Linked DNA regions of Homo sapiens: region 1 is linked to region 2. The links are chromatin contacts, found by Hi-C or POLR2A ChIA-PET in ENCODE. All regions are on one chromosome and are shown on one strand. Each heading gives the region's core, a stretch centred on a gene start or an enhancer-like site at or near the end of the contact. The rest is flanking DNA. Distances are from core to core; before and after follow the strand shown.

Evidence for each region. Hi-C counts contacts between places; a loop is a spot of excess contacts on that map. ChIA-PET counts read pairs that join two places held with the same protein, here RNA polymerase II (POLR2A). Pooled maps may share reads with other maps.
Region 1: a loop to region 2 is called in a pooled map, with 2.1 times the contacts of the local background. The contact joins the enhancer-like site here to the promoter of RBM28 in region 2. A Hi-C loop is called at or near these places in 2 of 168 maps with a recorded cell type or tissue (astrocyte of the cerebellum and endothelial cell of hepatic sinusoid) and 1 of 50 pooled maps. POLR2A ChIA-PET finds 5 or more read pairs at or near these places in 9 of 52 experiments (BJ, H1, HEK293T and 5 more).

The regions. Positions count from the first base shown.
Region 1 is chr7:128,265,343-128,269,181 of GRCh38, forward strand. No RefSeq gene overlaps it. Among named protein-coding and RNA genes, the nearest start is that of LEP, 26 kb to the left of the region's middle. RefSeq lists an enhancer at 2,180-2,909. Within about 2 kb of position 2,038, at least 8 of the 41 ENCODE cell types and tissues checked have a DNase peak (open chromatin) inside an H3K27ac peak, as active enhancers do.
Region 2 is chr7:128,342,265-128,346,319 of GRCh38, forward strand. It overlaps RBM28 (RNA binding motif protein 28), which reads right to left and starts at 1,644. Exons shown (of 19, transcript NM_018077.3): 1 at 1,412-1,644. The coding sequence starts at 1,529. It also overlaps the pseudogene RNU7-27P. RefSeq lists an enhancer at 1,585-1,784.

The DNA.
Region 1 (3,839 bases), core at 788-3,287, 77 kb before region 2:
CCTCTGGGACTCATTGTGGAAGTCCTGGGCATTCAGCATGACAGACTGGCCAGTGGGGAAGTGACCCAGCCCCAGAGCTCTCTGGGAAACCTCTGCATTGGCCCCTGACCCCACCCTGGGGTTTTCATAGATCCAAGCACCTTCCCAGCATCCAGGTGAAAGGCCCAGCGCTTATTAAACCCTGCCCAACCTGGCCTGGATGCTTCCTGGATGTGCACTGCTGGGAGACTTCTATTCTGGAAGATCCTGTCACAAAGAAGAATAGGAAATGCCAGAAACTCATCTATCTGATAGGATTTGTTTTTCCCCATAGGAGAAAAACCCAATCACACCATCTCCCACTTGGAACAACTGCAATTACCCACTCCCCGTAAGTGGAAGAACACCAGGGCTAATCAAATGACACCACTCCGGGAAGCCAATGGCTCCCAGTACCAATCTTTTTGAAAAGCCCATATGGAAAGCTACAAATTCTATTTGTCTTGTCTGGGGGGGAAATGAGTTTTAAATATGTTGAATCAAAAATGATATATACCAGACACTAGTGATCCAGAACAAACGCCTTGGGAGAAAAACTACTCTGAAAACGTTCAGTATTCAGGTTGCCAAAGAACTGGGAATTTAGGCTGAAATATACAAGCACAGAACATTCACACTGGACAGCCACATGTCCCTTACCAGGCCCGGATGGAATTGGTCCTCAGACAGAGCCCTGGTTCCTTCCTGAGCACTGGCCTCAGCAGCTTCCCCCAGGGACACTCCCTGCCACCTCCTGGTGAGCTTCAATGTCTTCCTGCTGGGCCAGGCTGCCGAGGCCTGAAGATCTCGGGTCCACCCTATGCAGCCAGCCTGACCGGGTTGAGGAAAGGCTGGGGAGGTAAAGAAGAGGTCTGCTTTCCACCAGATTCCCAAGCCCAGCAGACAATTATGCCATTAAATAGTCAGTTTACAAACCATGGAGGGCACTGATTGTTCTCTTCCAAGACAAACTGGTGAGGTAGGAAGCTCCTGGGAGTAGGCACTGGGAGACCTAGGTTCTAATCCCAGCTCCACTAGTAGCTGCTAGTGCCAAAGGTCTTGGACAAATCCCTTCTCCTGTCTAGTCCTTAGTTGATAAAATAAGAAACTGAATTTAAATGCTCTCTTTCGATTCTACAACTAACATATTTTTTTTTCTTTTCACTCTTTCAAGAGTCTGTAGAAAAGGGTAGGAAAAGATCCCTCTTTTTTTTCAAGAGGGTAGAGAATGGTGAATAAGAGCAGTCTTTCAAATCAGCCTGCACAGGTTTGAATCCCAGCCTGGCTCCTTTCAAACTGTGTGACCCTGAGCAAGTGACTTAACCCTCTCTGTGCTTCCATTTTCTCTTCTCTACCATGAAGATAGTAGTATCTGTCTCACAGCCTTGTGAAAGGACATGATGAATTAGCATTCAAAGGCCTTTCAATAGCTCCTAGCACATAGCTATTATTTCTTCAGCAACTACTGTATACCACGCTCTGTCCCAGGCACTGCAGAGACAGAAGTGATTGAGAGCCATGGTCCTTGCCCTCCAGGATCGTACTGTCTCCTAGGAAAATGTTGCCCTGGCAGCCTCTCTCTGATGGTCACATGTTTGCATCCCTAAGGGTAGGATCGTTCCTGGCCTTCTGCCCAGGCACGGGGTTGGGCATGAAACAAGTCCCCCCACAGGTCTCTGAGGCGCATACCAGCTGCCTGACTCTTGATTTTTTCTTTCCCTGCTTCTTTACTGCTTTTCCCCTCCTGATTCCACTTGATGTCTAACTTCAAAGAGAATAGAAATAAATAAAAGCTCCTGCAAAAGAGGCTGTCTTCCTCCTCCCTCTGCATTCCCTCTCTAATCTTCTCTCCAGTCTCCGCCTGTTGGTGTTGCATCATTCCTGCTCACAGCCTCGCTCCATTTGCCCCGTTTAGGGAGCTACGAGATCCCTCGGTGCCTCCTGCCCTCCTAAGAACACACTCTGGCCTTGCTCTTCCTAGAACCCGACATGGCCATAATCTTCTTGGTTCGTGAGGACATTGGCTGCAGGAACATTCAGCTGTGTTTTCCCAGGGGATGGGGGCGGGGGCCAGAGAAATTGTTCAGCTCCTGCGCAGTCAGCAGGGAAGGTAATCGGGATTAATCTGAGCACTGCCAAATGCAGATGAGTCCCAGCCAAGGAGGGAGGGCAGGAAGCTACTGTCTCAGGGGCCAGCTGCTGCTGCCGCCAGGGGGTCCGGGGAAGAGGAATGAGGCACTGGCACAGATCAGAGAGCCCCAAGAGGTTTGGACAGCATCGTGGAGGTCTGGGGCCGCCCAGCCCAGTCTGGCCAGGAGGGCTGCTTGGTGGATGTCTTTCATGGCATGTTGAGAGCTGGCAGGCTAACTGTGTATGCACAAATGCACACTGGCTGTTTGAGGAATTCCCAAATCCCTTGCTGGAGGCTAGATGATGAAAAACAGGATTCTAGAGGAATCCTGTGGCCTCCCGTGCCACCATGCTCATTCTTGGGCTGCCAGGGGTCGGGGGGTGCTGGGAGGAGGAGTGCAAATGGCAGCCCTTTGGCCAATTCTGGCAGGTCCTGGGTCAGACAGATTAAATGATGGTAAGCGAGGAGTTGGGCAAATATTTCTGAGTGCCTACTATGTGCCCGATGCTGTGCCAGGCTCCAGAGAAACAAAACTGAACAAATAGAGGGGCTCATAGCCTGGTGGGAAGACAGTGGCACTGGGGGACACAGAGGCTCCCTGAGCTGTGGGAAACATGTGGAGGTGATCTTTGGGGTCCTGGCACCCCCTCCTCCATGCCCCTCATCCCTGCAAGTACCATAATCCTTTTACAGTATTAGTGGCTGATGGAGAGTTACTTCCAGGATGATTTGTTTAAAGAGGAAATTCTTGAAGCCCTCAAACCCTCCAGTGCTAACAGGGGGCAGGGGATCAAAATGGCAACGTTTTAGGCCTCCTGCTACATCTGGGAAGGGGGAAGAAGTAATCACCCACTGACCTGAGGTCAGGATGTCAGGGGCCTGGTCCATGCCCTGTCACTCCAGGCTGGGTGAGCTGGGGCAAGTCACTAAGCTCTCAAAGCCTCCCTCCCAGGTTTCTGTGCAGCTTAGAGGAGATGCTGTAATTGGCAGGGAAGGGGCAGACCATGGTGTGATGCACGGCTGGAGCCTCCCTGTCTTCATCTTGCAGTAGCCCTGTGGCCCTTTCATATCCCTGGATGCACACTTGCTGCTGAGTTTCCTATGGGTCATGTTCACATTGATTTATGTGTAAACAGTTGTTGAAAATAATACAATATTTTATGAGGCTAAACAGAAGACAAGGGGCCCTAATAAAAGCAGATGCATAAACCAGTGGAACAGAATAGAGAACCCAGGAACAAATCCACACATCTACAGTGAACTCATTTTCAACAAAGTTTCCAAGAACATACATTGAGGAAATGTATTTAATAAGTGGTGCTGAGAAAACTAGATATCCATAGGCAGAAGAATGAAACTAGACCCCTATTTCTCACCATATGCAAAAATCAAATCAAAATGAATTAAAGGCTGAAATAAGACCTCAAACTGTGAAATTATTACAATAAAACATTGGAGAAACTCTCCAGGACATTGAAGTGGGCAAAGACTTCTTGAGCAATATCCCATAGGCACAGGCAACCAAAGCAAAAATGGACAAATGAGATCACATCGAGTTGAAAAGCTTCTGCACAGCAAAGGACAAGATCAACAAAGTGAAGACAGACGCCACAGAATGGGAGAAATATTTGCAAACTACCCATCTGACAAGGGATTAATAACCAGGATATATAAGGAGCTCAAATAACTC
Region 2 (4,055 bases), core at 394-2,893:
CCCTATTTTAAGTACATAAGCTTTTGTCCTATTCTCCAACAGTCTATTGGCAACACACCAGCCAGAGAGAGAATCTTTCAAAACGAATGCCAGATCACACTTACTGCTCTCTGCTTAAAATCAGTGGCTTCCTATCTCTGAGTAAAAGCCAAAGTCCTTGCAATGGTCTATAACATCCTACATGAGGCGGGCGGATCACCTGAGGTCTCGAGTTCCAGACAACCCTGGCCAACATAGCGAAACCCCGTCTCTACTAAAAATACAAAAATTAGCCAGGTGTAGTGACACTCGCCTGTAATCCCAGCTACTTGGGAGGCTGAGGCAGGAGAATGGGTTGAACCAGGAGGCAGAGGTTGCAGTGAGCGGAGATCGTGGCACTGCACTCCCGCCTGGGCGACAGAGCAAGACGCAGTCTTTAAAAAAAAAAAAAAATCTTACATGATCTGCTACTCTAGATCTCATCTCCTAATTCTCTTCCCTTTACTCACTTCAATCCAGTCACCCTGTCCTCCTTACTACTCCTCCAATATACCAAAAACACCTCTGTTTCAGTACCTTTGAGCTTGCTGTTTTCTCTTCCTGAATTGTTCTTCCTCCGGAGAGGCATGTGTTCACTCTCTCACCTCAGTCCGTCCTTCTCTGGCCACCCTATCTATATTGCCACTCTTCACCCCCTCTCCCCACTATACACATGCACATAGACTTCCTAACCCCTTTCCCTGGCTTATTTTTCTCCTTAGCATTTGACATCATTTTCACGGTTGGCTTGTTTATTGGCTCGTTTATTGGCTCTCTTCCCCACCTTGAAGACATAAAATCAAAGATTTTTTTGGTTTGGTGTTGTGCACTGCTGCATCCCCAGGACCTACAACACTTCCTGGCACACAGTAGGTATTAAGTATTTGCTGAATAAATGAATGAACAAGTGGATAGCATCCTGGCTAAGATGTCCAGGTCTGAGGATCAAATCGGGGGTCCACTACTTAACAGCCGTACAAACTTAAAGTTACTAAATTCCCCTAAATCCCGGATTCCTGTCTGTAAAATGACATTAAGACTCTCCATCCGGTAAGATTGCTGAGAAAATTAAATGAGATAACCTGTATCAAACTGATCACTGTACCTGCCAATCAGGTGACTCTCAATAAGTCTTACTGATGCTCTAGTTAACTATTTTCATTTTTAGCGCGCATAATCAACAGAAAGCGCTATAGAAACGTAAGGGAATGCTTTGCCCTTCATAAACTGACTCCTATGAACGCATCTAAAGCAGAATCAGTTTGGAAAAGAAACTCAGTTCCCTGTCCCTTCTCTTCGGGGAGGGTAAAGAATGATACGGCTCCCTGAAGTTTGGGAAGGTGCCCTCGATCGCAGGAAACCCCAGCCCTATCCTCGACCGCCCCGCCCCTACCTTTTTCAGTCACCACGAAGCACTGCTTCACCGGCCCCACCTGACTGAACAGTTCCTCCAGCTGCTCACTGCGGGCCGAGGGCGGGAGGCGGCCCACAAATAAGGTCAGGCCGGCCATGAGACCGGGAAACCCAAAGCGCGTGAGGACGCGAGCAAACTAGGCCGGCGCACGCGAGCCGAAACGCTGGCTTTGGTAGGACAACCAAGCTCACACGCCGAGAGATTCCGGAAGTGCTCGTTGCCCAAAAGAGACCGGAGGAAAACATGGTCGGGAGGGGGATAAAAGGTTCCGGAATGAAAAAATAATGGCGCCCCGGGGCGTAGCTTCTGGAGCGGGGCTCCGCCCCCTGCCCTAGCATCGCCCTCGCCACTTTTGTGTAAACTTGGCATCAATAATTTCTACCCTAGTGTTACAGCTTTTTTAGAATTTGCCTAGCAGGCTTTCTGGTTTTTGCCGGAAGGCCTCCAAAAAGTAATTTTTTTTCTTAATATACAAAATAAAAATAAATAATTTCTACCCTGTTTAAAAATCTCACCTCCAGATCCTCCCCAAAGTTAGCAGGACAGGCAGAAGAAGTCGTTTTTGCCCCGGGCGTAACTCAGGATCTGATATACTGTGGGTGTTTGATATTTTCTGAAGTGCCTCCACAAATTCCCAGATTACGTGCATAAAACACAACCGGAACACTAACACGTAGACATAGATATATCATATACATCATTCGGACGATTCTCATTTTCGGAGAACACCAGCTGTCTGTCACCTCAGCCTCACAAACAAATTGTAGCTACTAAAATACACATAGACACAGATAGTACACAATTATTATTTCAATAAATATATACTGAGCTCTAACTATGAGCCAAGCATTAGGGATAAAACTGGTGAGCAAAGAAATGACAGGGTCCCTGCCCTCATAGAGATTACAGTCTAATGGTGGAAACAGATTTTTTTTTTTGACAGGGCCTCACTTTATCAACCAGGCCGGAGTGCACTGGCACGATCTCGGCTTACTGCAGCCTCGACCTCCCAGGTTCAAGCAGTCCTCCTGCCTCAGCCTCCTGAGTAGCTGGAACTACAGGTGCACCACCACACCCGGCTAATTTTTGTATTTTTTGCAGAGACAGGGTTTCACCATGTTGCCCAGGCTGGTCTCAAACTCCTGAGCTCAATTAGCCCCCCTTAGCCTCCTAAAGTGCTAGGATTATAGGTGTGAACCACCACACCTGGCTGGGAAGACTATTAGTCCAAAAATTCTTACAAATAAATCACAGCACACACACTGCAGGACCACATCAAACACACTCAAAGCAAACATAACATCCAACTTATACACAGAGACCTAGAACCCATGTCCTCCTAGAAACAGAAGATCTTTGTCTCAAGTCAGCTCATCAGACAGACCCAAAGCTGAGAGCTCTTAATTGGCTAGGAAATCTGGGTGCTCCTGGTTCTGGAACACAGAGAGTGTTTGCCATGCCACTGGGCTCAGGACCTGAATAGGTGCAAGAGAGCTACACCTTGCAGAACAACTAGCTCAAAAAAAAGTACCCAAGGCCATTTTTTAAATAATTTTTTTTTTAGCAGACTCTTGCTCTGTCACCCAACTTGGGGTGCAGTGGCACCATCATGGCTCACTGCAGCCTTGATCTCCTGGGCTCAAGCAATACTGCCACCTCAGCCTCCTGAGAAGCTAGGACCACAAGTGTGTACCACCATGCCTGGCCAATTTATTTATTTTTTTGTACAGACAGTTCTCCCTGTGTTGCCCAGGCTAGTCTTGAACTCCTGGGATAAACCAATCCTCCCACTACGGCCTCCCAAAGTGTTGGGATTATAGGCGTGAGCCACTGAGCCCAGCCAAATCATTACTTTTAAATGATAGTAACATGGCAGATAGAAAACTCAAAAACTTTACAGTTTTAGTACCTTTTATAAGGCACTATGGTGAAAATTAAGTTTCATGATCTCCTCAAGCCCCATTCACTTTCAATACATTTTGGATGGCTAGACGACTGGTTGATAGTGATGGGAGTGGAGATTAGGGGGACGCTAAACATCACATTTATGGAGCTCTAGTTCGAAGTAAGTAATCTATGCTTAAAATAAAACTTCACGATTATTTTTTAAAAATACAACTCACGGCCAGGAGCGGCCGTGATCCCAGCACTTTGGGAGGCCGAGGTGGGTGGATCACCAGATCAAGGGTTCGAGACCAGCCTGGCCAACATGGTGAAACCCCGTCTCTACTAAAAATACAAAAAGTAGCCGGGCATGGTGGCACATGCCTGTAATCCCAGCTACTCGGGAGGCTGAGGCAGGAGAATCGCTTGAACTCAGGAGGCAGAGGTTGCAGTGAGCCGAGATTGCACCACTGCACTCCAGCCTGGGCAACAAAGGAAGACTCCATCTCAAAAAAATATATAACTCACTTTGGGAGATCAAGATGGGTAGATCACTGGAACTCAGGAGTTCGAGACTTCTGAAAATAAAATACAAGTTTATTTTTCTTTTTTTCTGAGCAGAGTCTCGCTCTGTCACCCAGGCTGGAATGCAGTGGTGCGATCTCGGTTCACTGCAACCTACACCTCCTAGGTTCAAGCAATTCTCCTGCCTCAGCCTCCTGAGTAGATGAGATTACAG